Regions from separate parts of the Mus musculus genome. Here regions 1, 2, 3, 4, 5 and 7 are each linked to region 6. Evidence: chromatin loops called from intact Hi-C (ENCODE). Cell type or tissue: left cerebral cortex. All regions are shown on one strand. Region 1 has its middle 48 kb from the start of Srgap3. Region 2 overlaps Srgap3 (SLIT-ROBO Rho GTPase activating protein 3). Region 3 has its middle 45 kb from the start of Gm43868. Region 4 overlaps Srgap3 (SLIT-ROBO Rho GTPase activating protein 3). Region 5 overlaps Srgap3 (SLIT-ROBO Rho GTPase activating protein 3). Region 6 holds the start of Srgap3 (SLIT-ROBO Rho GTPase activating protein 3). Region 7 overlaps Srgap3 (SLIT-ROBO Rho GTPase activating protein 3).

What was found. Hi-C counts contacts between places; a loop is a spot of excess contacts. Peaks named below come from ENCODE experiments on the same cell type or tissue, not always from the same donor. Only the 100,000 strongest peaks of a DNase experiment are listed, where the experiment ranks them.
Region 1: it touches region 6 in a loop (2.5-fold over the local background); 5 of 42 quality-filtered maps call a loop at or near these places.
Region 2: it touches region 6 in a loop (1.8-fold over the local background); 2 of 42 quality-filtered maps call a loop at or near these places.
Region 3: a loop joins it to region 6, with 2.9 times the contacts of the local background. A loop is called at or near these places in 5 of 42 quality-filtered maps.
Region 4: it touches region 6 in a loop (2.9-fold over the local background); 6 of 42 quality-filtered maps call a loop at or near these places.
Region 5: a loop joins it to region 6, with 2.8 times the contacts of the local background. A loop is called at or near these places in 9 of 42 quality-filtered maps.
Region 7: a loop joins it to region 6, with 2.1 times the contacts of the local background. A loop is called at or near these places in 5 of 42 quality-filtered maps.

Annotation. Positions count from the first base shown.
Region 1 is chr6:112,993,516-112,997,515 of GRCm38, forward strand. No RefSeq gene overlaps it. Among named protein-coding and RNA genes, the nearest start is that of Srgap3, 48 kb to the left of the region's middle. In left cerebral cortex, a CTCF peak has its summit at 2,380 (motif pointing right); no DNase peak of the experiment used is centred here.
Region 2 is chr6:112,753,244-112,757,243 of GRCm38, forward strand. Srgap3 (SLIT-ROBO Rho GTPase activating protein 3) reads right to left here. Exons shown (of 22, transcript NM_080448.4): 12 at 1,328-1,430. Among named protein-coding and RNA genes, the nearest start is that of Gm26799, 55 kb to the left of the region's middle. In left cerebral cortex, no CTCF peak of the experiment used is centred here; DNase peaks (open chromatin) are centred at 1,937 and 3,434; H3K27ac peaks cover 326 bases.
Region 3 is chr6:112,999,582-113,003,581 of GRCm38, forward strand. No RefSeq gene overlaps it. Among named protein-coding and RNA genes, the nearest start is that of Gm43868, 45 kb to the right of the region's middle. In left cerebral cortex, a CTCF peak has its summit at 1,543 (motif pointing left); a DNase peak (open chromatin) is centred at 1,523; H3K4me3 peaks cover 391 bases; H3K27ac peaks cover 665 bases.
Region 4 is chr6:112,722,823-112,726,822 of GRCm38, forward strand. Srgap3 (SLIT-ROBO Rho GTPase activating protein 3) reads right to left here. Exons shown (of 22, transcript NM_080448.4): 22 at 1-379. Among named protein-coding and RNA genes, the nearest start is that of Gm26799, 25 kb to the left of the region's middle. In left cerebral cortex, no CTCF peak of the experiment used is centred here; DNase peaks (open chromatin) are centred at 1,598 and 2,873; H3K27ac peaks cover 1,649 bases.
Region 5 is chr6:112,715,056-112,719,055 of GRCm38, forward strand. It overlaps Srgap3 (SLIT-ROBO Rho GTPase activating protein 3), which reads right to left. Exons shown (of 22, transcript NM_080448.4): 22 at 2,916-4,000. It also overlaps the pseudogene LOC108169181. Among named protein-coding and RNA genes, the nearest start is that of Gm26799, 17 kb to the left of the region's middle. In left cerebral cortex, a CTCF peak has its summit at 2,281 (motif pointing right); DNase peaks (open chromatin) are centred at 2,308 and 3,873; H3K27ac peaks cover 336 bases.
Region 6 is chr6:112,945,426-112,949,425 of GRCm38, forward strand. Srgap3 (SLIT-ROBO Rho GTPase activating protein 3) reads right to left here and starts at 1,841. Exons shown (of 22, transcript NM_080448.4): 1 at 1,005-1,841. The coding sequence starts at 1,071. In left cerebral cortex, a CTCF peak has its summit at 1,909; DNase peaks (open chromatin) are centred at 166, 772, 1,194 and 1,907; H3K4me3 peaks cover 2,447 bases; H3K27ac peaks cover 2,602 bases.
Region 7 is chr6:112,877,571-112,881,570 of GRCm38, forward strand. All of the region lies in intron 1 of Srgap3 (SLIT-ROBO Rho GTPase activating protein 3), which reads right to left. Among named protein-coding and RNA genes, the nearest start is that of Srgap3, 68 kb to the right of the region's middle. In left cerebral cortex, no CTCF peak of the experiment used is centred here; DNase peaks (open chromatin) are centred at 1,825, 2,570 and 2,715; H3K27ac peaks cover 2,717 bases.

The sequences.
Region 1 (4,000 bases), 48 kb after region 6:
AATATCTTCACGGAAACATAATTTGAATAGATTTTTATGCAGCTGAACTGAAAAATCCAGATGGATAGAAACGTCAATGAATGTTTCTGTCTTGTACGCTTCTTAAACAGGCTGGATGGCATGTTCACCACAGGGCCCAGGAAATGCAGGGTCCAACATAAAAGCAAAGCAAAAGTAAGTCTCCAAATTACAAGAAGGTGAAAGGGCTAGAGAAAATCTCAGTGTTTATAGGACGAGAAAGACCTCACAGAAGAAAGGTTGAGAACACATGCTATACAACTGTATACAAAATTACTGACATATCCTTATACCCATAGATAGGTGTAGTTCTCACTCCTCGTTAACAAAGCTTCTTTTAGTAGCAGAGATCACCACAGAAAGCCACAACTGGGCAAAGAACAACCGACCATGAGGTGCCCAATCCCAACTGATACAACCATGGTAGGACCCCCTACATCAGCTCAGGGACCACCTCAGCACAGGAGACGAAAAGAGTGTAAGAGACAGAGGACCAGAACACCTGTTAGGAGCTCATGTCTTCCACAGATAAATTGCAACAATGTAACTGCCTAAACAAGATCTAGTCTGGCTGGTAGTGCATGCCTTTGATCTCAGCAATTGGGAGGCAAAGGCAGGTGGATCTTTATGTTCAAGGCCTGCCTTGTCTACAGATCAAGTTCCAGGACAGCCAGGGCTGCACAGAGAAACACTGTCTCAAAAACAAACAAACAAACAAACAAGACCTGAACAATGACAACACTGGTTGATATACCAATGCAGATGGGGGAAGTCCCGCAAGGCTCCACCCCTAGATAAAGAGCTACCGGCAAGTAATGACTGATGAGAGAGAGAAGGGGGGGTGGAAAGAGAGAGAAAGAGAATATCAGTGTTCCCCAGGGATGAGCCTCCTAATTGGCTTTTCAATACCAAGTGGTCAGTCCTAAAAGCACATACATACGAGCACCACCAAATGAACTCAGTAGGTCGTGTTGATATAATCATATATTTATATATAAAACAAACAAAACAACATACTGACATACTGATAGGCCCATGGAAGTTCTAATAGGAAAGAAAAGGACAGATCTAGGAAACATGCAGAAAATGAGAAGATATTATTGACTCCAAGGAAAAGAAAGTTATACAAGGAAGGAGACATAATTACAGCATACTTTTTAGATTTTAATCAGATAATCATTATATGATATTCAATAATATAATGCAATTGTGATTAACAATCAAAGTATAGTGTTCAATAGATACTCATTTGACTAAAAATTATGATTTTCAACAAAAGGGTAAGAGACAAGTTCTTTTTTTTATTAGGTATTTTCTTATTTTACATTTCAAATGCTTTCCCAAAAGTCCCCCATAGCCCCCCACTCCCCTACCCACCCACTCCCACTTCTTGGCCCTGGCATTCCCCTGTACTGAGGCATATAAAGTTTGCAAGACCAAGGGGCCTCTCTTCCCAATGATGGCCGACTAGGCCATCTTCTGCTACATATGCAGCTAGAGTCACGAGCTCCGGGGTACTGGTTAGTTCATAATGTTGTTCCTCCTATAGGGTGCAGACCCCTTCAGCTCCTTGGGTACTTTCTCTAGCTAATAGACAAGGATTAAGACATAGTTTTATGTCAGCTATCAGCAAGCTAAGAGATGGTTTCCAAACCGACTCTCTAAGCACAGTGTTGTTAGTACTTTCTCTGGCACGCATGGCTGGACACTGGTGACTGCGGCTTTAACACTTTTAGGTCTAATGAGCTTTGTCTGACTTGGGTCCTTTTTGTGGAACTGCCATAAACTCGTTCTTCACCCAGTTTCCAGGGGCAGTGTCGGAACAGAAAGTTGAGCATCCAAGTTTGGGGGTTGGAGAGAGAGCCCAGCAAGTGAAAGCACTTGTCACACAAACCTGACCTGAGTTCAGTCACTGGGACCCATGAGAAGAGACTCAACTCCTGGGAGTTGTCTCCTAACCTCTTCATGTATGTGGTATGCATGCTCATGTCCACCCTGCCTTACACACACACACACACACACACACCGCCACCACTACCACCACCATCTCCTCCTCCTCCTCCTCCTCCTCCTCCTCCTCCTCATCATCATCATCATGATAAATTAAAGTCCTTGAAAAGAGAATGCAGGTTTCTAATTCAGATAGGCCAAGTATTCAGCTTGACTTTGCCATTCTTTCTTTTAAAGATTTTTATTTAAGATAAAGTATAAAATTTTATATATGAATTTATACATGTACACACACACACATATATATAAAGATTTGTTGTCAAGTTGACAACCAAAATTAGCCAAAGTTATATATGTAGTCTGTTTGGCTGGCATGTATGTCTGTCACCACATGCATGCAGTGCTCACAGAGTCCTAAAGAGGGCGCAAGAATCCCTGGGAACTGGAGTTAGAGATGGTGGTACACTGCCATATGGGTTCTGAAAATTGAACTCACATCCTCTACAAGAGCAATAAAACCTCTTTACCACTGAGCCATCTCTCCAGCCCCAGCTTTCCCACATACTTTGCTTCACTTTATTTGAGAGCCTTGACAGATAGCTCAGGCTGACCTTGAACTTGTGATCCTCTTGCTATTTTACCTCCTAAGTGCTAGAATTATAGGCATGCATCACATGCTGCCAGCTCTCATCAGAGGGAATTCTTGCAGTATTTGTCACATAGTCTGTGCTCGTTAAATGTAAGCTTGTGTGTGTGTGTGTGTGTGTGTGTGTGTGTGTGTGTGTGTGTGTGTGTGTTGTCTTCATGTTAAACTCCAGTTACACTGGTCTTCTTATAATGACAGAACCAAAGGAAAGTTCATGACCAACTCAACTGAAATTATCCAAGTTTATTACAGCGATTCCTAATTAATCTCCATAGCTTCTATGGCTAATTTTGGTTGTCAACTTGACACATCTGGGAAGAAGAAACCTAATTGAGAATTGCCTCCCTTTGCCTGTGGGTATGACTGTGGGGCTTTGTTTTGTTATTGATTGATGTTGGGAGGCTCAGCCTACCTTGGGCAATGTCACTGCTGAGCAGGTGGTCCTCAGTTGTATAAGAAAGCAAGCCAGGGGAAGCAAACCAATTAGTAGTGTTCCTCCATGGCCTCTGCTTCAGTTCCTGCCTCTGGGTTCCTGCCCTGAGTTTTTGTCCTGGCTTCTCTCAATGATGGATCAAGCCTTGTGTCGCCAGGTTGCTTTTGGTCAGTGTTCTATCACAGCAACAGAAAGTGAACGAGAACAATGTCTCTAATCATTCACTTCAATCCATCTTCCACAAGGCTGCCATGGCCTCCTTCTGGAATAAAAGTTTTAACTGCTAGCTAGTATTCAAAGATGCCCTCAAACCACTCTGCCCTCTCAGTATGCATGCCTCTCCCTCCATCAGAAGTCCAACCTAATTCCTCACTCCATAAATGAGTACTCTACCCATGAGTACTTTGACCAACACAATACATAGGAGATGAGGTCTGAGGTCTTGGGAGTCTAGGCATCAAGAAGACCTGGCAGCTTGTAAGACACCAGGAAGAACAAGCTGAGAAAGTAGTTACAGGGGCAGATCTGGAATGATGGACAGAGTCTCATGCAGGTGCCAGACATCCCACCCCAACCATGCCATTGCCACCTTGAGACTGCAAACTAAACCAAGAAAGGCCTCACCCAGCTGAGCTCCAGACACCACAGAATGCTGGGGTAAACGCAGTGGCACTGTTCCACCCAGTGTGAGTGCCTCGGTATGCTGACGCTAGCCTTCCACTTCCTTGGCTCTTAGACCACGTTTCTTAATGAGGCTTACAAGAAATCAGCATGCACTATGTACCCTGGACACGCTATCTCCCCACTTAGTGTGTGTGTTTCTACTGCATTGAGGCAGAACCTGACTTGTACAAAGCATTCAATGAGTGTTAGCCATCGTCCCACCATCATTGCCTGGCCCTGCTTACCTCCTAGTCACTCCTAGTGCATGCTCTGTGGGTGCAGCCATTCTA
Region 2 (4,000 bases), 190 kb before region 6:
TGCATGGGGCAGCCTCTATAACTCCAAAATCACTAGAGATGCTCACGAGCCTCTGCCCTTCCCCTGGCTGACACAGTCCTCTTTTCTGCAGAAACTGTTCTCATTGGCTGCTGGTGGGTGTAGTGACAATTTTGGAATTTGGGTTTCTTTAAAATCCCAGAAATATTGGTAAGAATGTGTTTGCGTTTTAATCCCAGGTGTGGGGACATGGGGACGCTTTGGACTGTCCACAGTGCTTGACTATGACACTTGGCTTCTGTTCTGGCAGAGGCGTGTTTTTTGTCAGCTGTGGAGAGTTTCTGTGATCGAGTGATGTTTGGAATCTTCAGAGGGTAAATACATGCTAGAGCCCCTACAAGCAGGGCTGCTGGTTAGTGGTTGTTCAAGGGGGGTTGGTTGTGACTTGTTAGTAGTTGTGGTCAAAGAAGAAACTAAAGGAAAGAAATTAGATTCACCGGCTTTCCTAATGTCTCTCCCCCTCTCTATCCCTATTCCTCTCCCATCTAGTGTTAGGGAGATAAATGGTAGAAAAAGAAGAATCCACAAAGTAGCAAAGACCAGCTACAGGTAGGCTTTCAGAAAACTATCTAAGACCTCCCCTCCTCTTTCCCCTAAGGACACATCTCAACACCATCTCTGCCTTGAGTAGTTTGATCCCGGATGGTTTGATACTGATTGATAAACAAAAACAGAAAAAGTCAACTCGGTTAGCTGAGACATTTTTAACTTCCCTAAGCTCTGGATCGAGGGTTAACCTGGCATTTACAAGGGCTACCTCAACTCTATTCCCATCTTTCAAACCAACCACTAAGAAGCCAAATTAAGTGGAAACACCTTTTCTTATGAAAAATTGCATGGCTTCCTGTGCTGGTAGCTACTTAGCTAACAAACTGTAGTTGCCTTGTCTGGAACCCCTCAGGGGCTAGCTTTGTGCTGTTTTTGATTAGTCCTAGTTCAGGAAGAAGGGGATGAAGCTGAATAGTGGAGTTTCCTCCATTGCCCTTCAGGTGTCAGGACTGCAGCTCGTGGAGCAATGAGGCCAGCTGGCTAGGACCACTGACCTGAGACTCCATCTCTTTGGTGCATGACTGATCAGACCCCTCCCCATATGGCTGAGAGAGATGACTGCCCACTTAGGGTCCGCTAGTCAGAAGCAGAACGCTCTGATGAAACTAAGCCTCACAGAAGCTAAGAATGAACTGCAATGAGAAGCTGCATGGGGCCTGGCGAAGGGGTTGCCAGGGCTGTTAGCTGGAAGGGACAGGGGAAAGAGAGGCTGCCATTACTTTGGACTCATTCGCGGACTCCACGGCTCCCCAGCAAGTACCTTAATGAACGCTTCCATACTGCCGTTAAAGAGTTTATGGCTATACACTGAAAGAGGCCTAGGTCTCCTCATTTTCTGTGGTTTAGGGGGAAGACAGGGGGGCCTAGGGGAAAACGGAACAAAAGAAATCAAGAAGGCAACCAACATAAACGTACCGCTGGGAGAGACGCTCTTCAAACCCACAACTGGAAGAGAACACAAAATGCAGAGGGAGCCCCTGGCCCCCAACACATTCGTTCCCCATGTTCCATCTGAAGGCCTCTGGATGGTTTAGGTCTTAGTTTACCTACAATGCCAAGCAGGAGCAACTCTCACAAAACACAAATGCATTCTACTTTAAGGGGTATGGGGTGTATCCAAGAAGCCCCTGCAATGCCAACCAGAGGCTGGCATCCTGCAGACCAGATGGAGGGGAGGAGGGGAGAAAGGTGTCATCTGTAGCCCAAGAAAGCAAGAGACTTTCAAGCATCATCAAAAGGGTTAATTTTTCATAATATCGGCTTAAATCTGTCACCAAGGCCCAACTCCCAGTGTACCAAGGGCACTCTCTTCCTGATGCCTCTTGGCATTTCAAAGGCATATGACTCATCTTTGTTGCATGGATCTGAGAGCTAGACAGATAGATGTCAGGATGCAAGCTGCTCCTTCTTTAGGATCCGTAGGTGGCCTGGGATGTTATCCCACTCATCGGTCAAGAACATTTTGGATCAGAGCGCTGTCAAACCCATTACCACACTTAACCCGGTGTCTTCCTATTACACGTGGCTCTATTCTACAGAAACTAAGGCTCAGAGAAAAAGAGCAGTGAGTCAGACCCACCCACCTCTACCCACTTCCCCTCCAAGGAAGTGAGTTTGTTTGTTTATTAATTTGTTTGTTTGTCTTTTACGTTTCAAGTCATGGGCATAGTGCCAGGACATCATGCCATTTCTAGCTGCAGACGTGTCTGCCCCATCAGTCCATGGCAGGAGTCAGGTTGAAAGTGTCTTGCTTTGCTTTCGGATCTCCATTCCCTGGGTTCTGCTGTCAGCCACAGGGAGGGGAGTCCTGATACCACAGTCCACCAGGAGCAATGAAATGGCCACAGACACCAGACCCGTGTCCACAATTGCTCGCCATGCATGGGCCTGGACTGGCTTCTTTGCTCATTTCCTTACACAAACTGGCCCGACTCAACACTGGGGACCTTCAGGGAAAGGGATTTTAGAAAGTTTGGAGGAAGCACCCTTCCCAAATGAGGCAGCTTACTTTCAAATGGTTTGGCTCAAGCTATGGGAACAATGAGTGTATATTCAGCCAGGCAGATAACGGGCATATATGAGAAGCAAAGACTTGCCCCTTCTCCAAGTCTTGATTGACTTCTGTGTATTGGCAAGAATCTTCTGTTTGTTTCTGAGACAGGATCTCATAAAGTCCAGGGTGGCCTCAAGCTTGCTATGTAGCCGAGTATGACGTCATACTCCTGATCCTCCTGCCTCCATCCTTTCAGTGCTGGGATTATAGGCATGCACCTTTGCACTGGGTTTAATGTGGTGTTAGCAACTGAACTCATGGCCTCGTGCATGCTAAGCAAGCATTCTACCAACTAAAGTATATCCTCAGCCCACACAGGCAAGAATTATATGGACTGTGGAACCAACCAACACGAAGGAGGCTTGCCCTGCCTCTCTCCCTTGGGCTTCCTGTGCCCATGTCCTTCAGCAGCCCAGCCATACAGGACACTCTAGCCAAGTCCTCCAGAATGTTTCTAAGTGTTGAGCAAAGGCTGCTAGCTCCAGGACATGCATGGGCAAACGGGCAAAGTCCAAACAGCATGCCACCCAATCAAGGGCACCAAAAGAACAGCACAATCCAAACTCTGAGGAGAAACAGCTGGCAGGATTATCTCCAGCCCATCTCGGACGGATGTGAATTTGGTTAGCTAAGTCCATGTCATTTCCTTTTTGTAAAAAAATACTACATCTTTTTTGAGAATGTGTGAAAACAGGGAGGGGGAATCTCATATAGTGGCTCTCTGCTTTTGAATTTTCAAATGTAAAAGCCAAGAGAAAAAAAAAATATGACACAAAGCCACAGGATCCAAATTTAGGGATGAAGAATAAGGAGGATGGCAATGCCACCATTTTTGTTTTCCTAGTACTGTGGGCTCTGGAGACACTTCTCCCACATTGCATGATTAACCCCCTCGCAAGTCTGGGAGGCCAAGGAGCCCACAGGAAATTAAGAAATTTGCCAGTGGCTACGCAGATGGGATCTATCAAGAGCCGGGAGTGGAGTGGAATGCAGTTCTTCCTACTGGAAGCTCCATCACAGGTATGAAGTAGAGAGAGGGATCTTGCTAACTGTCTATCCATCTCTCGAGGCCGGCAAGAATGGGGATCTTGGCACAGGCACTGAAAAGGCAGAGTCGAAAGCTCTAGGAGCAGGATATGCTTCCCCAGGTTTTTCCTGCCAAGTCCAGAGTATAAAAGAAAATGAAGGCCTCTTTCCCCACCCCATGGTGCACTGGGGAGTGGCTGGAATCTCTGACAAGGAAACGTAGCTATCCCAACTTTGAATGACACCAAATCTGTATCAACTTACTGGAATGCTGGGTGGGGCACAAAGTGGGGAGCAGGGGGGCAGCTCAGCCAAGGAAAGTGGGGCAGCCTAAGCCTTCCATCTCTTCTGCTG
Region 3 (4,000 bases), 54 kb after region 6:
TGTCACCCAAAGGACCTTGGGGAGAGGGGCAGAAAAACATGAGTGACCTCTACATCTTTGTCCCCCAGGTTAAGAGCACCTGCTGCTCTTCCAGAGGTTCAAAGTTTGCTTAACAACACCCTCACCAGGCTCCCAGCACACAAAACTCCAGCCCCAAGGGGACCCAACACCCTCTCCGCCTTCCTCAAGCACCCCAACACAGGGGACATATATCCACACAGACACATGCATGTCATAAAAACAACAGAAATAAATCTAGCCTAGTGTGGTAGCACCTGCCTTTAATCCCAGCACTAAGGAAGAAGAGGCAAATGGATTTCTGTGAGCTCAATGCCAGCCTGGTCTAAATAGAGTTTCAGCCTACCCAGTGCTAGGATGAAAATCCTGCTAATAGATAGATAGATAGATAGATAGATAGATAGATAGATAGATAGATTATTTTAAAGGGTTAAGAACCATCACTCTACAGATGGGTGGTCCTGGGATGTGGGTTCGGCAGTCCGGATGATGCCCACACTGTGAGGGGTCCTGCTTACTGTTATTGCCAGTTTCAAAAGAGCAGTAGAATGCAGAAGTAAACAGCTTGAATCTTACAGCTTAATCAGACAGGCCTGACTGTGAGGCACCCTCCTGTCGCTAGGCAGTGACCTGGAGAGATGACTTTGTCATATCTGAGCCTCCTCCATGTGATGGGAACATGCTAAGTACCCACTTCCCTGGGTTGGGCTGCAGGTCCATTGCGAGTATGAGAGCCTAGACTTAACACACAGCATCACTGAAATATGTGACAGGTGTCATAAAAGGATGCTGTAGCAGGAAGACACAGGTGAGGGCCAGTATGGGCAGCCCGGCATCCTCCCAGAAGTTTTTCTGTCCAGGTAGGATGCTGGTGAACCATGATGCTCACCATAAGCACCCGACTGCAGTGAGTGCTTCGTCTATGGCGGCTCCCATGGGATATTTTACTGCCCCAACTTTATGGATGGAATAATGAGACACAAGTTTACTCACAGCCTGTTATCCTGCTGTGAAAAGGGGAAGAGTCATGACAAAGACGGTTTGGTTCCAGGTCCCTTCCCCTAGCTGCACATACACTGCCCCTGAATGCCTCCGGAAGGGGAAGAAATAAAAAGAGCCTGTTCCCTTTCTTGTTCCCAAATACCTTCTCCACCCGTAATAGCAGAAAGTGACAAATGCCTAGGAGAGGAGCACTAGCTCTGCCCACCAGGATCCACTGTGAGGGAAGCCTGCAAGGCAAGATCTAGAAGCGTCTGCAGAGAGCCGAATAAGAGAAGCACTGGGAGGCAGATGAGGCTCAGAATTGAATAAACCCGGACTCCACCTGGTGACGTAGGGTCTCTGAGCCCAGAGACATACTTTCTCAAAATTTTATTTCTCCCTGTCTGAAACAAGGCTTAGACACAATATCCCAGCTAGCTCTACAAGGCTGGGCTGAACTGGTGGGGAAGAGGCTACTGCATGCTGGGAAGTGGGAGGAGGGAGTTGGTCAGAACCTATCCCGGTAAAAGAGCGCCACCTGGTGAGGCACTCTGAGAACATTACTGGTGGCTGCTCTGACCAGATCATTGTAACCCAAGGAAGCCGCTTCTAGTCTCTGAATTTCAGAACTTACAAGGACATCGGAAGCTAGCGATGATGATAATGCCTGCAATTGTTAACTCCTTTACCCACACACATTCTCTTAACCACGCTGTTTCAAAATGGCAATGAGTTGTGAAGAATGCAAAGAATAAGTGGCGATCCTTTGTTCTGGAAATGCTGTTAAGTTACTTATTTTCCCTTAACTTTTGTTTACTTAGGGTTTGGATGGATATTCTTGTTGTTATTTTGAGACAGGGGCTCACTTTATATCTCTGGCTGGGTATAAAGGCTAGGCTGTCCTCAAACTCACAAGAGGTCCTCTGACCTCAGCCTCCCGCGTGCTGGGATTAAAGTCATGCACCATTATGCCTAGCTGTTTGTTTGTTTGTTTGTTTGTTCATTTTAGTTTTTCAAGGCAGGGTTTCTGGCTGTCCTGGAATTTACTCTGTAGACTAGGCTGACCTCGAACTCATAGAGATCCTCCTGCCTCTGTCTCCTAAGTGCTGGGATTAAAGGAGTGCGTCATGCTTGTTTTTAGTAGTAAGCACACAGCATGAGACTTTCCTATATTCAGGCAGGGCGGCACTGACTCCGGCGTGATGTTGTATAGGTCTTAAGAACTCACCCATCCTGAGTAACTTAAACGATACTGAATGCTGCTGATTACATGATTAACCTTGTCCAGAATAATTTATTCTTATGACTTCATTTAGCCCCTCCCCCAAGGAACCACGTGAGTGGAGGAGGAACCAGAAGAGTACAGCACTCACTGCGTCAGCGCCTAAGACTCTGCCGACTTGAAAAGTCCACACTAACACGTGTAATGCGAATTACACTTGATAAACATGCATTTACTAAAGCCGTATGACCACTGCAGGAGAGAGAGGTTGTTCTCACAGTTAGGGAACTGTAAATGTGCTGCGTTTGAATCTTAAATGTCCTTCAAAGGCTCATGTGTTAAACAGTTGGTTCCTGGGCCAAGGTGTTGCTAGGTGTTGCTAGGAGGAGGTAGAACTTCAAGATGTGGAGCCCTAGGGGGAAGCTTTAGGTAATAGGGAAAGGCAAGACCTGAGGGAATTATGGGACTCTGGTCTCTTCGTTTATCTGCACCTGACGTGAAGGGCTCTCTTCTACACTGTGTGTTGCCACTATAATGTGCCACACCACGGGTTCAGAAGTAAGGGGACCAACCATTCACAGACTGAGATTTCCAATCTATGGGCTAAAATACACGGTTCCTTTTGACAGGTTTGTTGTCTCCAGTATCTGTGGCCGCTCTGGAAAGCCGACTACACAAGGTGCTGGGTGCTGAGCATTGGCTGATGTTTAGAGGTGCACCTGACCAAGGGACTGGGGAGTCAGTCTTCATGCTGAGGAAACTATCCATTTGGAAAGAGGCAGAGACATGACTAAGCCCTTTGTAAGATTGACATACAATATGGACGCATCTAGAAGCCAGAAGAGCTGACTTGCTCTACGGAAAGAACTGTCAAAATGGCTATGCCCGGGGTGATTCTGCCCCAAGCATCTGCATCCCTCATGAGGGCTCTGCTCGAAGACTATCTGCCCCATCTTTCCTTTTGACATCTCAGCTCCTTAACAACACCTGTGTCCTGATCTCCTGATAACCAGAGCCCAACAAGGAGCGGAGCAATGGCTGCTAAACAGATATTTATTCAGAAGAGGCCTCTAATTCATCTGTCTTTCCCCCAGTCCTTCCTCTTGTTCCTGGTACCCACACAGATTAGCCCCTAGTTCCTCAAGGGACATCTAAGGATGTGGAGATTCAGAGGCAGCCTCCAGCCTAAACAAACTAATGACGCCTCACAGATGCGGCTCTTCACCAGCCCCCCTGGCACAAGGTCAATTAAGACAGTAAAGCTGACAACAGGCACAGATGCCCTTCACTGAGCCCTCACTCCGTGCTAGCCTGCTGCTAAGCCCTATTGCATGACCAAATGACTGCCCATCCCAAATAGGGTATGTGCTGGTTAGGGATTTTTTTGTTTGTTTGTTTCTGTTTTGTCAACTGACATAAGCTTGAGTCATCTGGGAAGAGAGAATGTCAACTGAAGAACAGCCTCTGTCACATTGCCTCCATCTTGACAGATGGTTGATGCGGAGGGCCCAGGCCACAGGTGCTGTCCCTGGCCAGGTGGTCCTGGGCTGCATAAGAAAGCAGGCTGAACAAGCCATGGGGAGCAAGCCAGTAAGCAGCACTACTCCGTGGCCTCTTCTTCGGTTCTTGCCTCCAGGCTTTGGCTTCTGCACTTACCCTGGCTTTCCTCTATGGTGGACTATGATCAGAACATGTAAGCCGAATACACTCTTTCTTCCTCAAGCTGCCTTTGGTCCTAATGTTTACCACAGCAATAAAAATCAAATTAGGCCAGAACCC
Region 4 (4,000 bases), 220 kb before region 6:
GGAACATCTTCTCCGTGGGTGTCACTGCCGGGCTGCCCACACCTGAGCTGCTGCTGCTGCTGGATCGGTGCTGAACCACAGGTCTGACCGGACGCATGGGGGGCGGACGCAGCTGGGCACCAGCCAGGCGAGCTGACAGGGCTGGCTTGAAGGTGGTCATCATCTCCGTCGATGAGCTGCTGCTTCGGCGCATAGCAGCATCAGGGTCTCGGATGACAATGGTGTGCAGGGGGCTGGCGGGCTCTGAGCTGATGGGGCCTGGTGGATTCTTCAGGGGCTCCAGGGTGTCCAGCACCACATCTGGTGCCTGCTTGACAGTGTTCTGTCTCTCAAGTTCCCGCAACTCATGCAGAGCGGTGCTCATGGTCTTCTCGATGTCCTAGAGGGCAGAGAGGGCTCTGGTCAACACAGTGTCTTCAGAACTGCTAGCCAGTTCAAGACTTTCCAGAGGATGTTTTCTGGAAGCCCTATGGCCCAGAGGGAGATCAGACCCCAAGGGCGTCTTGCAACCAACTCAGGGAACCAGCGCGAGCATTCATTCCCTGTGCCTGCCCTGAATAGGAAGTCACCTTCATAAAGGCAGATCAAGTTATGGCAGGCAGACAACATTCAGTCAAAAAACGGACTCTACTACCGCCTTATTATGGAGCTGCATTGACCACTCTGAGCCTGAGAATTCTCACTGGCAAACTGCAGACAATTACAATCCCTCCCTCTGAGGGTTGATGGATATATAAAATGATCGGGACCTTGCATGGCACCTGGCACATAGCAAGCACTCAGAAACAGTAATAACAGTCCCCGCTGCAATGATACCTAATGCTGAACACTTATCCAAAGCTTTGAATAATTTATCGATAAGGTAGAGACAACTATTACACACATAAGGAAACTGAAGCTCAGTCTAGTCAAGTCCCTTGCCCAGGGTCACACAGCTAAATAACAAGACAATGCAAGTCAGAACCCAGGCAGTCTGGCTCCAGGGTCTCTGCCCCAGCCATTGTGTTATTGTTCTTTTGTTTTGCTAAAAAAAAAGTCCTTCATCTTAGAGGTAGAAAGATGGCTTAGTGGTTAAGGAAACAGGCTACTTTCCCAAAGATCCCAGGTTCAATTCCCAGCACCCACACAGTGGCTTACAACCTGCTGTACCTCACCTGCCTCTGTGGGCACTGTGCAAATGTGGTCTACAGACATCCATGCAGGCAAAACACCCACACATGAAATAAAATGGAAAAAAAAAAAACAAAGTCTTACATTTTAACACATATGGGTATCGAGAGAATTCATACTCCACCCTACCGAATTATATAACTGTATACCAGTTTTAAAATAAAAAATCATTGCCCAAAGGGAAATGACTCTCTACAGAACATATACCGTGCATCCTAGAGTGACAGGAAGACCGCTTTCCTCCCAGTATTATGATCTAAAAGGCTCGTGTGGGGAAAATGTAGATGGCACGTCATTGTCTCTGCAGCCTCATTAAAAAGAGAGTACCTCAGGAGTCAGAGCTGTGGCACACCTCAGTGAGCTCCTTGTCTACCAATCCAGGGCAGGGCTAGGGCTGAAGGCAGCACTGACTAGAAGCTGAGCAAACTGGGCAGACACCAGCCACTCGGGACTGCAGCCCACCCATCTGTTGGAAGCCCACACTCACTGGGAAGATGCAGTGAGAGGATGGACAGGAGGAAGCTCTGCCAATTGCCAGACAGTGGTCATCCAACTCCTCAGAGTTCACGTCCTTGTTCATGGGGCTTTTAATGGGGCTGCTGCCGTATCCAAGCTGATCTGACCCAGAACCCACAAGAGGGCACAAGGGACCTGTCTTAAAACCTCCACTTGCAGGTGCCATGTGCAATCTGAGCCATGCTGACTGCTAAGGGATACTTGTTCTTAAGCAGTCCGAGGCCAGCCCTGGAAGAAATGCATGGCTCTGGGGAGACAGATGGGGCTGGAGCCTGGAGATACTGAAGAGGCCTCTACCTACCAGCGTTCTTCATGCTCTCCATGGATCTGCAGGCATCCTCCTTCCTGCCAGACTCCAAAGTTTCCCCAACCAGCCTCTTGCTCACCTCCCTGTGCAAGTCTATCCCATTTGCTCTCTATATCCTGCTAGTGACTAAAACCAGTTTTATGCCTCCCCTTTATGATTAACTCTTTGCATGCTGTGCTGGCAATTTTAAGAAGGAATCTTTGGGAGTTTCTTTATTCAGAGGCTCAGTTGTAAGTGACTCCGCAGGCAGGACTCTTCTCCCTATGTATTGTGCAGGGTCACCCCAGCCTCTAGCACTGTTCTGGGACTTAGTCTCCTATTGTCCCCACAATCCCTTTTGTTTGCTCTAATGTAACGGGAGCTGAAAGATAAAAGTGTCAATAACTAAGATGAAATTTTCTCATCTCCCCATCCCCGGTAGAGTGTAAATGGGAAAGACAGAAAGCTCAGCGAAAGGTGGGCTGAAGGGTTTAGGCTGCAGCCTTGCATTAGTCTGATGAGGAATGCATAAGTCTGCCAGGTGAAGCTGCAGAGAGGCACTGGGGACTGAGGGACACCGTGGGGAAGGTTCTCATTTGTCACTTCCTCCCCACTTCAGATGACAGTGCTGCACATTTCCATAGCAGCCTCGTTACCAGAACTTTAATTCTACATTGTTCAGGGCATTTGGAGACCAGAGAATCTAGGGTGAATCCATCTACTATTTGAGGTTCTCCATACCACCTCCCCTTTGACTCAGAGATGAAGTTGAACAAGTAGGTAGCTGGCCAGCGTCTTCTTGACTGTTTCCACCGTTTCCCATGAGCTTCAGTTTCACTTCCACCGGTGAAAAGCACTATCCAGTTAGAGTGGGTGTGCACTCTGACAATGTGCATAGGATTGCTGAGTGTATTTCTTAGACTAGGCTGACGAAGTGCTCCCCAAATAAAACTAAAGAAGTCTGGCAATGGAATACACTCTGTTCTTGCTGGAGATCCACAGTGCTCAACAAACTATTGCAAAGCTCTAAAATGTCTTGTCAATACACATTTCTACTTAGAGTACCACAGCATAAATGATGCTAACTGCAGAATACCCCACAGGTATCTCATAGCAGTCTGCGATGTGTTAGACACAGTGCCCCAGACTGCATTTGAATGGCCATGTAGAGCGCCTCAAGCCAGCTTTATGAAGCCTCTGCCCCATTGTGACTGGCAGAGTCTTTAGAAGATTCTAGGTGCTAGGGGGATGGTTCTCAAGAGATTAGCCTTCAAGGATAGAAGGTCAACTTGGCTGTCTCCTTTGCATGGCCCATGCCAAGGTACTGACCCCAAGTACTCTCTGGAAGTAGGCATCAGTACATGAGGTAGAGGCCACGTGTGGAGTTCTAGCTGGTGGTGCATTGCTTCCAGTCAGGGGATTCTCTGAGGATCTTCCCTGGACTCTTGTAAGGACGTGCTCAGAAGCTCACAGGCTAACCTCAACCCCTTCTGAATGGTACTCAAAGGCCATTAGCACAAGAGATTTCCCCTCAACCTGCAGGGTCTCTTGGGCCCCGTTATCTCTTAAGTGAGAGATAGCATCAAGAGAGGTGTGTAATGGACCGCTGCCCCAAATTACAGCTAGGGCAATAACAATGGAGACTTCTGGGAATGCAATATCCAAACTAGACATGACCAGTGACGTGAACTGGTAAACAATGCATTGTGCTGTTCATCTGGCCAGTGTGTGGGGGGGAATCAAACAAAAAACAAAAACAAACACAAAAAACAAACAAAAACGAACAGGAAGTACTCTAGAAGAGCCTGAGCTAGTCTTCCATTCTGCTTCTACTATTCAGTCCTGCCCATCTCCTCATCTCCTCCCAGTGCATTACTTCTAAACTGTAGACTCTCAAAATATGATGTAACCCCTCCCCCCACTTATTAAAGATGCCTAGCCTAGCAGCCATTTCGTGTCGGCAGTTCTCTTTAACTCTAAGCTCACATGGGCAGGGCCAAAGTGCATCAGGTCTCCACTGTACTTCAT
Region 5 (4,000 bases), 230 kb before region 6:
AAGAGTGGAGTGGCTATGTTTGGTGTACATGTGAGAGAGGGCTGAGGGCTGAGGGGAACAAGTGTCAGGAGAGCCAGAGGCCTCTTTTCTCCTGGTTCCAGTTAGGTTTTGTCTTAGTCAGGGTTTTTATTCCTGCACAAACATCATGACCAAGAAGCAAGTTGGGGAGGAAAGGGTTTATTCGGCTTACACTTCCACATTGCTGTTCATCACCAAAGGAAGTCAGGACTGGAACTCAAGCAGGTCAGGAAGCAGGAGCTGATGCAGAGGCCATGGAGGGATGTTCTTTACTGGCTTGCTTCCCCTGGCTTGCTCAGCCTGCTCTCTTATAGAACCCAGGACTACCATCCCAGGAATGGCACCACCCTCCCCCTGTCACTAATTGAGAAAATGCCCCACAGCTGGATCTCATGGAGGCACTTCCCCAACTGAAGCTCCTTTCTCTGTGATAACTCCAGCTGTGTCAAGTTGACACAAAACCAGCCAGTACAGGTTTGGTTTTGTTTGTTGGTTTGTTTTTGTCAACTTTTGTCAACATAAGCTAGAGTTACCTGGGAAGAGGGAAGTCAACGGAGGCAGCCTGTAGGCGAGTCTATAAGGCATTTTCTTGGTTAAAGATTGATTTAGGAGGACCCAGCCCACTGGGGGAGGAGCCACCTCTGGGAAGGTGGTCCTGGGCTACATAAGAAAAGTAGTTGTGCTAGGATACATCCTCCACCTGGACTTGAGACTTGGGTCTGAATCCTCTCCTGCCTTTAGCTTCCTGTCTCATATATTCACTATCCTACCTAATGCAAACCTATATGCTCGGCAGAGCGCCAGAGTAGAAAAAAAATGAGAGAACAGAAAGTGTTCCTACAGTAGTAAAGGCCAACACGGCACAAATGTAGAGCGTTAATTAGAATTGTTCTCAATATCAGCATTTAATGGAAATCAAACAATGATAGATATATTCCCCCGAGAAGAAGCTGGGACAGACTTAACTCCTTACGGGGCTGTCAGAGTAACCAGACCTCCCAACGATCAGGCACGTGGTGATCACAGAATCCTGGGAACTGTGTCCTGCAGCAAGTGGGGCAGCAGAAATGATACTGAGGAATCCTAGTAGAGAGCTCCAGTCCCCTTGACTGTAAAGTAGAGGGACAGAATTTACCATGGTGGGTACCAGTATGGATCCAGGGCATATGAAGCACTCAGCACACAGCACACACTTGATGGGTGTCATCACTGGTAGGTGGGAAAGTTTAGTGTATTTGACTGAGCATTTGACTGAGTCAGTTAGTGACTGCTGTGTAAGCGCTACCCTCACATTGAGTGGAACAGAAAACCATCACTGTTTCTTATTACTCACAGGCCCCCAGGGTATGCACATCCTCTCTCCTAATCTCTTATAGGAAGCTATTCTTTGCTGATACAGTCTGAAGAGGGATGACAGTACCCTTGTAACTAAGGGTCATAGGTATTCCTATTCCTACTTATAGTTGTCTGCCCAACTCTTGAGCTACTTTAGGGTTGGCTCAATTTTAAGGATGGATGATCAGTCAGTCTCAAGATGTTTGCTCTCCTGAGGCTGAGAGGGTGCACATAGTGCAAACTTTTAGCATCATCCAGCATCCATTATATGAGACAGGTTGTGGTGAGAAATAGCCCAAAGAAATGACTTGAGAATAGCCCAAGACAATGCTTATCTCATCCTTGCCTCAATCCAAACTTGAAGACAGTCCCAGTCTGGGGCATCTAAGATGGGAGGCTAACACATTCTCTTGCTTGGGGCTGCATGGGTTGGAGAGTTTTGCCATTCACAAACCAGTTTATTAAACAGATTTGAGTCTGAAGCAAACATTTCAGCCATACATTTTGTGTCCTTGCCAGTCAAGCAGTTGAACAGCTGAAGTTTGCCCTTGGTGCAAATTTTGTGCCTCAGAGTTAGAGGTGCAGTTCTGTTATCTGTTAAGTTGGAACTGACTGGTTGGTGATCGTTTTATACAATCAGGCTGTGAGTGGCTTCAGAGCTGGAGGATAGAAACTGGGTCTCATCCACCTGTGTCCCCAGCAGCTAACTTGGGGCCAGGCACATAAAAAGATACTTGTTGGATGACAGGCTTCTAATTTGGGGTTCCAAGATGAGCATGGTTGCTATGACAGGTAAATGGATTGCAGAATGTGTATTAAAATGTAAACTTCTAGAAGGTTCCATAGCCAAAGAGCCCGGCTTAGCAGAAATCACCACACAGTGGGTTGTGGTAGTCAAAGACCCACGCACAGAGACTTACATGAAGAACCACCAGAGGGCACTTCAGGCCCTGAAGTCTGCAGCAGGTGGCTGAAAGACACTTTGTAGATAAGGACACCTGACCCAGCCTTGGGGCCATGAGGATACAGTGAAAGTAGGCGTGAGGCACATGAAAAATGCACGACTTGGCAAACAGGTGGTTCAAATCCTCAATCCTCCACTTCTGCGGCTAACCTTTGTTGTGCAAACCACTGCTCCTTTGACTGGTGCCTGTTTCCTCACTTCTCCTGAGAGTTGGGCATATACAAAGGTGTCAAAACTTTCTCTAAGTCATCACTTCGTCACTCAATTAGACATCACTTTCAAACAAGTGCCTCCTCCTACAAACTTTCATTGTTTGGGATTAAAGGTGTGTACTAAGGTCCTGTCTGTGTGTCTGTATTCCAGCCAGAGGGATTAAAGGTGGGTGGTAAGTGCTGAGCTGCACCACAACTGGAAACAGAGTTCTTCACTCTTCAGTAAAGAACACAACCTCAGTGTTCACAAAGGGATCGGATATCCTGCAACACTAGAGTGTTTTCAGGGAGTCTGATGGAAGAGGTGTACAGACAGAGTGGACTGAAGGAGGAGAAGGCCACTCCCCTGGGTGTGTCCTTATGCTTGTAAACAACCACAGACTATGTTTGAGAAAAAGTTAAGCTGTTTTATTTCACAGGATAGCTCCACATCAAACCAGCAGGCACCATCAGAATACGCAACAGAGGATCCAATCAGACACTCTATAGGACGGGCATTTTGGTCATAAGGTAGAGAAATGATACCCAGAAGAGGGCAACAGTTAGCATCACATGGGGACAGGCAACCAGCAATTTCCTAGGGTGGTTTCAGTTTGTTTTTCCTGTCATAATTTGGGGGAAGAAAGAAAGCAAAGCAAACAAAACAGACCAGCCACTCTGAAGCAATCAGAAGCAAACCTATTGCCAAACCATGTAAACAGTCACACTGCCTGGAACGAGGGCCTGGGCAGCAGAGCTAGCCTCGACCCACATCCATCAGGGAAGGAAAGTGCAATCTGGTGGTTCCACTTCAAGGAACAGCTTTGTGATTTGCCTGGGACAGTTTGCACAGAAAGGAGTTGTCAGCAAAGGACTGCAATAGCCATTTGGCCAGTCCCAAAGGATGGGACAACAGTATGCTGGCAGATCAACTTTAAGAGGTCAGGAGGTCTCGGACTGACAGTGAAGTCCCTTCTGGCAGTTCCCATGGGTAGCTTGGAGTATGTGGAATTCTCCACTTGGAATTCATCTCAGTGGAGAAGAGACCCCAGAGAACCACAGGGAAGTGAACACGAACTGTCAGCCTTAGCTCTGCACAGCAGAAAATCAGCTAAGCAATGCCTTGGTTCACCCCTTTCTGCCTTTTCCTCCCCTGTCACACCTTTTCCTCCCAGTACGACAGGACCCACTACCGCAGCTAGAAATGACACCCCACTCCACCCCTTTCTGGGTTTTTCGGAAGAATGAGGCATTTGCTCTAGTGTGGAACCATCTGGAAGAGGAGAAGTTAGAAACAGAAAGGCTGAGAGGGAGGGCTGTTGTGTTAGTCCTTGGAGAGTTTTCCAGCACTCGTTCCAAATGTATGTGCGCTGGCCACTCAATGATGACCAAGTACCAAGTCACGATATGTCCTCTGCATCCATGCCTCCTGAATAAGAAAGGGATGCACCCAACAAGGCACTCTAGGAGATGCCAAGGAAGGGAACATCTG
Region 6 (4,000 bases):
TCCTTGCTGAAGCTGTGCTTAGACAGCCCGAGGGTGCAGGAAGCCCACCGTCTGGCTCGAGGGCAGAGGCTGCTTGCCTTCTTTTAGCTGTGCAACTGGGGCCCTTCTCTTCCTCTCAGCTAGCAAGGATTTAGGGAGCAGCTTCTGCAAGAAGTATGGGTTCTATGCTACCAAAGCTGGAACCAGCACCCAAAGGGCATCTCACTCTCCTAGCAGGCAGACTTTCCCAGAACCACGGGAGCCAAGCGGCACCTACCAGTCCAAATCGTACACTGAGGTGTTGGCTTTTAACCAAAGCTGATGACCCGAAACACCGGTGTACAGAAGGACCAGGCTGCACGCTGGAAGATAATACATTTTCGGCACAGAACTCTCTCTTTATGCTTAAATGCCTGCATTAGTCTGGATCAATATGTCCCATAACAGTTAATCCATGGCAACTCAGACCAGGCAAGAAATGCTGACAAAGAAGGGCTACTTAAGGATGCGATGCACCCCCCCCACCCCCCCACCCCACCCCCACCCCCCGCAGCCCATACTCATGCATTTGAATTTCAGCCCAGAGAAGGCAGCAGAGGCAAAAACAACCACCCACAAAAGCCAAAAGAAGGGATGGGGAGAGCAGATCAAAAAATATATACATAAATAGCAAAGGGCTTTCTCGATGGGAGTGAGGGGGAGGAGGCCTTGACTGTCAAAATGGCCTTAGAGTGACATATCACTGCCAAGATGATGGAGTACCGGCGACACTCCTAAAGTCCCTTCCTCACACACCTGCAATGCAGAGATTTCTGCCCTTTCTGTAATTCACGCTCCCAGCCCAGGCACTATCTGCAGTGGGAGCCAGTCTGGACTTGTGCAGCCAGCACCCGGTCCTTCCTCCTTACAATAAGATTATTGCTGCATAGCAACTTCTCAAGAAGGCAGGGAGGCGAAGGAAGAGACAGCAGAGGGAGAGACAAGGGGACGGAGAGAAGGCAAAGTCCCTCGGCCCCACCACTCACCTTTTATTTGGGCTTCATATTCAGCAATGATCTCTTTGTCTTTCTTGAACTTAGTTTGAGATGACATCTTCCGACGTGGCAAAGAGAACTGACAGGCTGTTTGATCTATTTCTCCTTCTCTCTCCAAGTCCTCTCCCAAGCCTGGGTAATCACACAGCAATGGTCGATTTCACAGGTTTCAAGGGCTAATCTCTTTTACTTGGCTACAGAGCCCCGGGGTTGAAATCCTTCTTCTGGGAGGAAAATGCTCTCTGCTGGCAGGGAAATGGCTCTAGTGGCTTGCTCTGGTCAGCTCCTCTTGCAAAAGAAGTCACCCTGGGAGTACCATAACCTGCCCCAGATTTCCAGGATTTTTCTTCCAAAATAATAATAATAGCAGCCAAGAGCACACACAAACACACACACACACGTACACACACACACACAAACACATTCACGAGTGCACACACACGCTCACCCAGACACGCTTCCACGCAATTGTGCTGTGCACACACCCATCCACACCACAAGCGCGCGCATACACACACGCGCGCACACACACACACACACGCATACACACACACACCCTCACTCACACACACACACCCGCTTGCTCACTCATACACACACATCCACAAGAGGCGCGGCGCCTCCTGGGTCGTGTGGCCAGTCTCCGGTTCGCTTTGGAAGGCTCTGCTAAGGAAATGGTCAGGTTGCCAAAGGACCGGTCATCTCTCATCCTCCCTCCGGTCGATCGGCGCCTCGGGTCTGCTGGACGGTGAGGATCAAAACCAGGAGAGGGAGGTGGAAGTTTTCCCGGCTGTAGCGTTTTAGCTCCGCTGGACCCAGGGCTGGACTGCTCACCCTGCAGGGCTGGCTGAGCTCTCCCCCACCGCCCTCGTCACTAGACTCCGCCTCCCGGATTTTATAACAACTGACACATTGTAGCCTACAGGAGAGCTGAACTAGCTGCAAGCAAAAAGGGGAAGAAACGCTCACAAAAGGGAAGGCGGCAGGAGGGGGAAATCAGGTTGGGAAGGCCTGGGAGGCTCCTGCAAACTCGAGCTAGTAGTAGTTAGGCTGGAGATTTTCTAACAAACACAGAAAGATTCTTTTCTTTGCGTCGTGCTCAAACTAGCAACTATATGACGAGTTGTCACTCTGCCTGAGACTCTGGCAGAGTCTGATGCATGCAGGAGAGGCCACTATTTTTGAAAGAATTACTTGATAACAGGGACAGTGCCAGAGGTTTCAGCTTTGCAGAGAGATCTGGCAGACAGGGCTGCCTTCAGGCTCAGAGAAGGTGGGACAGCGCCATTCTGACTCCCTCGTCTTAGTTCCTTTACCAGTAAAATAAGCTCTCTTTGGAGACTCTTTAATGGACAATTTCAACAAATACATACAAAAAGCTTACTAAAGGGCCCACTGGCGTTATAAAGGCAAGAAGCACCATATGACAGTACAACAGAATTTAACTACACGCTGAATGATAGAATGGGTAAAAATGACAAGTGCTAAGAATTGAAAATATTACAGAGCGGGGGGATTCAAATGTAAAGAGCTTTTGGGAGATGGAGTATGAACAGAAACAGTTTGGCTCAGTACCTAGGTACACAGTAAGCTCCCTATAAATAGTAGCAACTATGGTAACCCCAGCATCCTAGGGGCTACATTATATATAAGTGGAAAATGACTTACCAGGGTGCCAGCATTCCAACCCAGACAACAAAACCCACCAGTAGTAAAGACTCAGTAGGAGTCTCCAGCATTTCATTAGAGAGTCCTAATTTCATTGGCATTTCAAATAGTTCAGTGTGGTAGGTCAAACTGGCATCAAGTACCATAGGATGCCTGATAATAAACTGTCATGAGAGTGTCTTGTCCCCCAAGAGTTCACTGAAAGAGACTTCCATAACTTTCTCAAACTAGGTACCACCTTCCACTTGTCCTTCTGGAATGGCCCAACATGTGATTTGGCTTGGGTTTAGAAATGAACAGGTTATCCGTACCAGCCTCTAAGGGCTCCCCAAGAGAGTATGCAGCTAGAACGGGTCTGGAGAGGTAGGTAAAGTGAGACAGGGTCCTCCCGCCTAGTGATCAGTGGGTGAGCACCAAGGGCTCAGTTGGGGAATGCACAGCAGCTGCCTGAGCAGTTCACCTGGTGAATCATAGGCTTATTATAGCTCTGGACACAGAAAGAGGAGGTTACAGAGTTCATAAGCAGATGCCACAGCCCACATCCTCCTGCCTCACCCTTCCCAGGGACATGTAGGCCCTCTGCTATGCAGAAGCCACAAGTGTCATTAGAGGAAGATATGCTCAGAGATTAACCTGCCTTAAGCCTAGATCCTCAGAGAAAAGTGGAGTTAGTGTCCTATGCCCTGGAATGTGAATATGCAGCTAACCAGATTCCTTCCTGTCTCTTCTAGGAGCCTGGAGCCAGGTGACTCTGACTGCTCTCTGTGGCCGCTGGGAGCAGGAACCCAGGAAACGGCCATTCTAGCCATGAGGAGAATTTTTAAACCACACATGCATGTCAGAGACGCATACAGCGCGCTGAGCCATGGGAATGTCCCAAGAAGCCATGAGACAATAAAGCGAGATGTGTCAGAGAATGCCTGTTGAACAGCAAGGGCTGGGTTTCTTTCTCAGAAGAAAGATGATTTAGAGTCTGGCCCAGCCACATCCCAGCTGTGTGGCCTCCATGTCGTCTCAGAACTTCAGTGTTCTCGCCTATCAAATGACAGTTCCACGGAGACCCCACCAAGGGGCCAAGCATCAGAGCTGTGGCGTTCACAGACACTGGGGACAAAAGCAGGTCAAAAAGGAAGAAGAAAAGAGGGGAGAGAAGGGAAGACTCGGACAGCCACAAAGTTGTCACCAATGGAGGAACCTATATTGTCTCAAATCCTCTGTTCCTGGGAAGAGGTCAGCAGCCTAGGCAGGGCCCCTGCACTGTGGCCTCATCTTGTCCCTTCCAACCTTCCCCACAGCTCACTGAGGTCTGGGTCACTCAG
Region 7 (4,000 bases), 68 kb before region 6:
GAGTGCTTGTCTAGCATGCATGAATCACAGAATTGGTTCCCTAGAACCTCATAAATTAAGTGTGGTGGTATATCCTATAATCCTAGAACCTGTGAGGTAGAACAGGAAGATCAAGGTACAGAGTGAACTTGAAGTCAGCCTGGACTAAATAAAATCTGAGAGAGAGACAGAGAGAGAGAGACAGAGACAGACAGAGAGAGACAATGGCAATGAGGTCTCCTCTACTGACCTTGATAATCACAGGAGAGGGTATCTTGAAGAAGACACATGGTCAGCCCATAGGGAAAAAGAGAGAGGAAGGGATATCCACATACAAGTGACACCTACTAGGAAACCTTTAATAGCAGAACTCTGTCTTCAAAACACAGGCTCCTGGGTTCCCACAAGAGTTAACGAAAGTTAAGGATGAGATAAACTGGCAGCCATGCCATATACCCTCATCACCATAAAGGACCTAGATCAAGGGTGTCAGGACAGGCCCAGACACTGTGGGGTATACAAACATCACATCTGACCCACTTAGTATGAACAAGGATCACAAAGGGAGTAGAGTCAGAAAAGGTGGGCAAAAAAAAAAAAAAAAACATACCCTGCAATCACACCAGAAACCCAAAGCCAGCAAGCTTCCCGAAGTCCAATCAATTCTTCAGAGCCTTGCTGGGTTCCTGGGTCCAGGCTACTCTCTGACTATCCTTAGTCCATGCAGCTCCCAGAGATATGTCCCTGTCTGAGAAAGCACCAAGGATCGCTTCCTACCCTCTTCAGGTCCTGAGCTGCATCAGACAGAACAGGCATCAGGGGTACCTGACAACATCCAGTTTCCCTGGGTAGAGGGCTTTTCTCAGTGTCCCAAGTAAACTGTCTAATGGGTTCTGTAGCAGAAAGTGTCGGCTGTTTTGGGGTGAGTGGCATTATTCAAAGACTAAGGACAGTAGACATGAGGCTCTAAGAAGTTCCTGGTGTTGATCATTTCCTTGTCTTAAGGGATAGAAAGGCCAACTAAAGGGGAAAGTAACTATGTTCATTTTCTGTTCCTTCTGAAATGAAGTTGCCCAGACTCAAAACTTAATAGAATCCAAATGTATTGTCTCACGGCTCCATAGGACATTAGTCCAGATGGATGGATCTGGGTTTTCAGTAAGGTCATACAAGGCTGAAATCAAGCTGTCAGAATGAAACTTTTATTGGAAGATTCTAGAAGACTCTCTTCCTCCTTCTCCTCTCATTTGGTTTGGTCTGGTCTGGTCTGGTCTGGTCTGGTCTGGTCTGGTTTATTGAGGTGGTCCTATTATAAAGTCCAAGTTGGCGCCCAACTCAAAAACCTCCTGCCTCAGCCTCCTGAGTCCTGATACAAGTGTGGACCACAACACCCAACTAGTTCCCTTCTTTGCTTCTATCCAGAGAAAGTTCTCCACTTTCAAGACCTCATATGCCTATTTAGTGACCCCAGGAGGTGATCCAACATGATCTTCATAGTTTAAGATTGTTTTAGGGTACACTGAGTCATCCTCCCCAAAAATAGACTGTAGTTCTGATCCCCACGGTCTCTGAATGTGGCCATTAATCATAATATCTTACAGAGGTGACCAAAATAAAAGGAGGCCACCAGGGCAGATTGTGACCCAATATGGCAGATACTCTCGGGCACCACAGAAGAAGGATAACATGATGTCACAGGGAGAAGGTGGCCGTGAACTGGAAGGAGGCAGCTGCAAGCCAGCAACTCTAAGGACTGCTGGCACGTGCCCAAAGCCGGAAGAGGCAAGGAAGGATTTTCTCCCAGAGCTGTCAGCAAGGACATCTGCAGGTGCCTGCTTCCAGACTTCCAGTCTGCAAAAAAGAGAGGCAAGGCATTTCTGCTGGTCTTAAGCCAAGCAGTTGGGATGCCACACTGCAGCAGGAGCCTTCTGCAGCAGCTCACCTGCTCTCATTGGATTTTAACCATCCCCCATGAGCCGTGTGTTTATGGTTTGATCCCCAGGGTGACACTACCAGGAAGTGGTGGGACCTTCAGGAGGTCCTCAAGTCATTTCAGACACATAGGAACAGGACTATGGGACTGTAGAACCTTTGCTTCCTGGGTGTGGGGGTGACTGGTCTCTACTGAGAGCTCCTGTCATGATGTGCCTTCTTACCACAGACTGAAAAGCAATGAGGTCAACTCACCAGGTGATAAAACCTCAGACACTGTGAGATGTAATAAATAAACCTTTTCTCTCTATAAATTAACCATCCAGGGCATCTGTTATAGTACCAGAAATGGGATGAGTTATATGTCCATAGGAAGAGCCACTACATGTAAAATATTATATACAAATGTGCACAAACCCAAGCCTGAGAGAGCACATTCTAAGATGCTAACAGAGTATCTGTGACAGGTAACAGGGCCTTTCAATCTCAACGCCTCTGAAATATCTGAACATTTATAGCCAGCATGTAATGCTTTTTCAATCTTAAACTATTCTTAATTTAAGCACACACCTCCCCCAGGGAACCAGTTGAGCATGTCCTTCCACACCCACATGCTTATGCCATCATGTTAAAACACAAATTTGCTATCACAGATGCACACTGCCTAACATTTGCCTAAAGACCTCCTCATCAGCATCAGCCCTAACTCCTACCCCCCAGCACAGCCCCCGCAGCCCCTCCAGCTGTGCCCAGAGCTGAAACTCAATCCTCTATGGCTTTGCCTCTTTTGTGCAACCAGATGCAGTAACCACTCCAGCTCCTCTCGGTTCTCAGCTTGCAAGCTCCTGAAAGGCTCTTTGTTGCCAGGCAGAATGCTTTCTGGGGCAGTCTGAAAAAATACTCTCTGCAGACATTTCCATCTGCTCTCAGGAGGCTCCGCTCCATAGAGGCTGAAGGAAGAAAAGGAACTTCACCAGGGTCCCTAACCCCTCCACCGCTCTGCACCATTCTGCCTGAATCTCTTGCCTCCTCCCAAACTCGAGGCATCAATTCATCTGTCTGCAGAGGGATGGAACAAGGTGGTGCCAACAGCCACGGTGAGGAGATGCCTGGCAATGCACCTCCTCTCTCTCAGTCAAGGCCTTTAATATGAGTTTCCAGAGTTTGAAACGATTTTGTTTCACAGCAAAAGCACAGGGCTAAAAGAGGGGGACTTGTAGCAGGTGATGTGTGTCTTCAACCCTAGCACTTGGGAAATAGAGGGAGGAAGATTGGTAGCACAAGGTCAGACTAGGCTACAAGAGATTCTGTCTCAAGACATCAGAATGATATGAATGGGCTTTGCATCTGCCTTGATACATATCTGAGCGACAGTGGATGCTGGCCGTAGGTCCTTCTGCCTCAGGTTTTACATTTTGAGATCCTCTGCTTCTTACAACAGGAAAAGGCAGAGCTCGGGTTCAGTGTGAGGCTTAAGGTGACTGTGCTTAGCTGGTGCTTGCTGCTCTCAGGAATGTCATCATTGTCATCAGATACACCACCACAGAGCCTACCCTGAGAGCAGTTATGGTCTGGAATGGGAGACAGGCAGAGTCTCTGTGTAAAAGGCATTATGTGGAAGCTAAGATCCAGTCGATGATTAAGAGATCGCTTACAGCTTAATAGGAAAGGTTAGAAGAGGTGATCCAACCAGCCCAGCTCCTCATGATGCCACCCCTCTTCCCAGGAGCCTCTTCCCTACCTCCAAAACCTGCCCATAAACAAGGGGTCTAAACGAGTCCCAGCCCCACCAGTATCTTCCACAGCAAACAGTCAGGGCCTTGCTTGTCCTGAAGTCCCGGTCTGCTGGCTGCACACGTAAGTTGCCATCACCCTTGTGTCCCTTGTTCTTGTTCCTCCTCCCCAGACTGAAGTCTCTCCCCCTGGGAATCCCTGCCCCACGTCCCCTGTGCTGCATTCTGTCCACCTGCTAGATATAGGTGCCTTCACCACTACTGCTGACCCCTCACTTGCCTGCAGCCAGCTCCTCTCAGGTTGAGCATCCTTGAGACCCACACAGTGTTTCCATCAAGTTGAGCTTCGTCCCCCA